2 separate regions of the Homo sapiens genome follow, and region 2 is linked to region 1. A link is a loop called in an ENCODE intact Hi-C map of the cell type or tissue named here. Cell type or tissue: heart left ventricle. All regions are shown on one strand.

Region 1 (2,500 bases):
CCCTTTTTGCTCCAGGAAGTGGACAAAATTATCCTACAGATGATGCGAGTGGCTGAATACCTGGATTGGGATGTGTCTGAGCTGAGGCCGGTAAGGCAGCTCTTCCTTCATGTCCCTTCTTGTACCTTCTTCCCTGGTGAGTCCTGCATCTGCCTTACTTCATCTCTGACAGGCAACCTGGTTCCCTTGGCTAGGATGGCTGGGCTGGATATCCTAAGAGGCAGTGGAGAGGTGTTGGGTCTGAAGACCCACTCATACTGAAAGTCCCTTTCCACTCTGTGCTCAGATTCTTCAGGAGATGATGAAAGAGATTGACTATGATGGCAGTGGCTCTGTCTCTCAAGCTGAGTGGGTCCGGGCTGGGGCCACCACCGTGCCACTGCTAGTGCTGCTGGGTCTGGAGATGGTGAGTAGGAGAGACTTTGGGGGATGAGTAAGACAGCCTTGGGTTATGCTTGCCCGGATTGGCCCTGTAAGGGCTTTGACACTCCCTAGCATCTACTGTGCCTTCCTAGACTCTGAAGGACGACGGACAGCACATGTGGAGGCCCAAGAGGTTCCCCAGACCAGTCTACTGCAATCTGTGCGAGTCAAGCATTGGTCTTGGCAAACAGGGACTGAGCTGTAACCGTGAGTAATGGGAGCTGGGAGGTAGGGGAAGAGGGTCAGCCCAGCTATCTGTGGGAGCTTGATGCTGTAAACTTAGAAAAGACCTAGGTTTGAATCCTGGGCTCTGCCACTGACTAGTTATGTGACCTTGGGAAAGCCACATCACTTCTTTAAGCCTTAGTTTCCTCAACTGAAAATGAGGTAATTGTGAGCATTAAAAAAGTTGGTGCAAGAAAAGTGCTTCAGATGGTGCATGCACATACTATAAAATGCAATAAAAAATATCTATTATGATTACTGTTGCTGTTAGACCTGGGCCTCCCAAGCATTATCCAGCTCAGTTCCTGCCTGGCACATGGATGGTGTGGGGCAGGCATGCAGTAGCAGCTGATCTTTTAGGAGGAAGAGTAAGGAAAAGGCGTGGGTTTTGGAGGTGGGCACTTCACCCCGAACTTTTATTCTGCTACACCCTCAAGCAAGGGATCACATATCTGATCCTGCCTCACCCTCAGGTAAGAAGGAAATAGGGGGAGAGGCTCAGCTAAGCCTCCCAACTTCTTCCTTCTCCCTCAGTCTGTAAGTACACTGTTCACGACCAGTGTGCCATGAAAGCCCTGCCTTGTGAAGTCAGCACCTATGCCAAGTCTCGGAAGGACATTGGTGTGAGTGATCTCATGCCTCCACCCCCAACATCACCTACATCCTGGCCCTGGCCCTGGCCCTTGGCCCATTGCTGCCCTCAGCCCCTCCCTCCCCTAGGTCCTGCTCAGACCCTGCCAGACAAGGAACTGCCTTTCTCCCCAAGGTCCAATCACATGTGTGGGTGCGAGGAGGCTGTGAGTCCGGGCGCTGCGACCGCTGTCAGAAAAAGATCCGGATCTACCACAGTCTGACCGGGCTGCATTGTGTATGGTGCCACCTAGAGGTCAGTTTGGGAGCCATCCCTTCTGGGTGCGTCTTACCCCGCAGAGCTGCCTTCTCCACGGGCCTCCGGCCACACCTCCTTTACAGGCACAGTTGCCCCTGCTCCCAAGGGCTCTTTCCAGCCCAGACTGCCAGGTTGAGAGGAGACAGGGTTACCTTCGTGATCTCTCTGTGCCCACCTCGTCTTTCAGATCCACGATGACTGCCTGCAAGCGGTGGGCCATGAGTGTGACTGTGGGCTGCTCCGGGATCACATCCTGCCTCCATCTTCCATCTATCCCAGTGTCCTGGTGAGACCCTCGGCAGCAGCGGGGAGGGGACAGGAGTGCCTCCCCGATTTCCCACACGCACAGAGTGGCATTTAGAATAGAGAGCTCATACTTTTAGGATTCAAGTCAGACCCCTCTATTTAGGGATTCATGCACAATACAGCTTTTCTTCCCTCTACTTTCTTCCCCTCCCAGGCCTCTGGACCGGATCGTAAAAATAGCAAAACAAGCCAGAAGACCATGGATGATTTAAATTTGAGCACCTCTGAGGCTCTGCGGGTACAGGGCTGAGAGTCTTGGGCTTCATGATGGGGGCAGGTTTTTCACTGGAGCCCTCATGGGTGGGAATGAAGTGGGAGAGCCTGGTGGGGAGCGGTTGATGCTCACTCTCCAGAAACTCCACCATGGTAGGGGAGGGAAGGGGAGGGAAACAGGAGGGAGGGGGGAAATATCTTGGTGGAATGCTAGCCCTCTGCCCCTGTCTCCTGGGCCCACCTTAACTCTGACAAAATCCTGCTTTCTTTGTCCTTATTTTCTTCCCCCAATGCAGATTGACCCTGTTCCTAACACCCACCCACTTCTCGTCTTTGTCAATCCTAAGAGTGGCGGGAAGCAGGGGCAAAGGTGAGGAGAAATATATTGGGTCTTCTAAGATGAGAGGCAGGGCCTGCCTGCAACACTTAGAAGGTGGAAGGGGA
Region 2 (2,500 bases), 200 kb before region 1:
TTTGACTATTGCTCCAGGGCTTTCAGATCCAGAAATAAGCCTGGAAAACCTGAAGTCAGAAGTTAAGCACATTCAAAACATTTTTTCACCTTAGTACTGTTTTACTCTGCTCTCTGACTGCCCAGGATCACACCTGAAGACTAGGGCTGGTCCCACATCTGTATTTCATCTCGTGCATCTGAGCGCAGACTTCTTTCCCATGCTCACCCTTGCAACCTCCAGCCCCTTCTCAGACTTCTAAGACCCTGCAGATCCAAAGATATAGCTAGAAATCCAGAGATCTAGATTTCTCCCCAAGTATAACAGCCTCCAGCCATCTCCTCTCACCCTTCCCCCAGTGGCCTCTAGCTCCTGCCTTTTCCAGCCGGCTGACTACATTAGCCCTGTTAAGCCCCAGTTTCAAGCTCACAGTCTTCCCAGCTCTATGTCTTCCCTCTGTTTCAGTTCTTCCCATCACCTCTCCACCTTCTTAGGTTGTCCCTGACCTCTTCCTCTCCTAGTCCCCTTAATCCCTCTGATGAGCCTAGCCTGGTGCTTCCTTCCATGGCTTCCTTGAGCATCTTCTTTGGGCTACCTCTGGTGGCTAGAGCTCCTCTGGTCTCAAGTTCTCCACCTCTGTCCCCTGGGCTCTCTGTGCTCCCACCAAGGCTGACTCTTGTGGCTCCTTCTCTCAGGAGTTTCTGCCTTTCCTCTCCCCCACCCCCAATCCCCTGCACCTGCCTCCTCAGGGGCTCCCTTGTTGTCTCCCTGTCTGTGCCCCTCTCTCTCCTCCCCCATCCTGATTTCTCTCCCCCCCACCCCCCCCCCCACCCCTTTCCCAGGGCACTCTTCTGTCCTCTGTTCCTCTGCCGCTGTTCCCATCTCCATGACCCCCGATCTCTTCTGGTCTGGCTCTGTAGACCTCTGTCTCCCCCTATCTAGTGGTACCCCTCTTCTCCCCATTTTTGTCTCCACTCTAACTCTCCCACTAGTTGTCCCAGTCTTCCTCCTTCTTGGTTCTGTGTCTCCCACAGACACACAATTTCCCTCTCTAGCTAAGTCTCTCACCTCTGCGTCTTCCCCCTGACTCTTCTTTTCCTCCTTTGTCTCTCCCTCTCTCCTCCTCCTTTTCCTATCTCTGTCTCTTCCCCCTTATCTCTCTGATTCTCCTTGGTCTCTCTGGCTCTGACTTTCCCTCTATATCCGCCCCCCCGCCCCCTCATATCTCTGTCTCTTCATCTCTCTCTGGCCCTTGCTCCCTCATTCCCTCCCTCTCTCTATTCCTCGGCTCTCTCCGGCTCCCTCTCTCGCCTCGGATGACAGCGCTGCCTCTTTTGTTGGCTCCGCAGCCAATCGCGGCCGCTGACGACACGGGGGCCGGGGCTATAAAGGGCCTGGCCCGGGCTCGGGCCCCCCCAGCCGCCCGCCCCGGCCGCCCGCCCGCCCCGCCCGCGCGCCCGCCGCCCCCGGCCCCCCGGGTCCCCCCTCGGCCGGGCAGCCCCCAATCCCGCGCCGCCCGGACCCCCTCCTCCTCCCTCCCTCCTCCCTCCGCCCCCTCCCCGCGGGACTCCGGCGTCCCCGCCCCCCAGTCCTCCCTCCCCTCCCCTCCAGCATGGTGCTCGCGGCCCCGCTGCTGCTGGGCTTCCTGCTCCTCGCCCTGGAGCTGCGGCCCCGGGGGGAGGCGGCCGAGGGCCCCGCGGCGGCGGCGGCGGCGGCGGCGGCGGCGGCAGCGGCGGGGGTCGGGGGGGAGCGCTCCAGCCGGCCAGCCCCGTCCGTGGCGCCCGAGCCGGACGGCTGCCCCGTGTGCGTTTGGCGGCAGCACAGCCGCGAGCTGCGCCTAGAGAGCATCAAGTCGCAGATCTTGAGCAAACTGCGGCTCAAGGAGGCGCCCAACATCAGCCGCGAGGTGGTGAAGCAGCTGCTGCCCAAGGCGCCGCCGCTGCAGCAGATCCTGGACCTACACGACTTCCAGGGCGACGCGCTGCAGCCCGAGGACTTCCTGGAGGAGGACGAGTACCACGCCACCACCGAGACCGTCATTAGCATGGCCCAGGAGAGTAAGTGGGCTGCGGGGCGCGAGCAGTGGGGTGCTGGCTCTGGCCCCGCGAAGGGCGCCTTCTGCTCCAAGCGGGGCGCTCCCTGCTGCCCCGGCCCGGAAGCTTTTTCTGCGAAAACTTGACGAATTAGGGAGCGGGGGCTACTTCATAGAAGTTTTCCGAGCGGTGGAGATGGGCTGCAAAGTTGTATGCACGCCTAGTTCCCGGAGGTTGGGGCGGGGGAAATGGGGCGGGTTTCGAGATAGTGCCTTCCACCCCCAGTATGCTAAAAAGATCCTTGTTGGAGTCCGGGGAAGCTGGGGCTGGGCAGTGACTCTGTCCTGAAAAGCCGTGGTGGGGAGGCTGGAGAACAGAATCGGGAGGCTGCAGGACCCCCGCAGCCCCAGCTGGACTGCAGTGCTCTCTGCTTCCCAGTGGCCCTGGCGGTAACTCCCCACTCCGTGCTCCGTTCGCAACGTGCCCAA

What was found. Hi-C counts contacts between places; a loop is a spot of excess contacts. Peaks named below come from ENCODE experiments on the same cell type or tissue, not always from the same donor. Only the 100,000 strongest peaks of a DNase experiment are listed, where the experiment ranks them.
Region 2: a loop joins it to region 1, with 4 times the contacts of the local background. A loop is called at or near these places in 101 of 110 quality-filtered maps.

Annotation. Positions count from the first base shown.
Region 1 is chr12:55,938,900-55,941,399 of GRCh38, forward strand. It overlaps DGKA (diacylglycerol kinase alpha), which reads left to right. Exons shown (of 24, transcript NM_001345.5): 7 at 16-90; 8 at 287-406; 9 at 516-630; 10 at 1,183-1,271; 11 at 1,415-1,534; 12 at 1,725-1,823; 13 at 1,998-2,081; 14 at 2,353-2,426. Among named protein-coding and RNA genes, the nearest start is that of DGKA, 9.0 kb to the left of the region's middle. RefSeq lists enhancers at 1,041-1,541, 1,542-2,042, 1,662-1,751. In heart left ventricle, CTCF peaks have their summits at 1,538 (motif pointing left) and 1,744; a DNase peak (open chromatin) is centred at 1,532; H3K4me3 peaks cover 659 bases.
Region 2 is chr12:55,741,726-55,744,225 of GRCh38, forward strand. GDF11 (growth differentiation factor 11) reads left to right here and starts at 1,397. Exons shown (of 3, transcript NM_005811.5): 1 at 1,397-2,036. The coding sequence starts at 1,592. RefSeq lists a silencer at 2,373-2,432. In heart left ventricle, no CTCF peak of the experiment used is centred here; DNase peaks (open chromatin) are centred at 1,316, 1,616, 1,906, 2,316 and 1 weaker place; H3K4me3 peaks cover 1,615 bases; H3K27ac peaks cover 684 bases.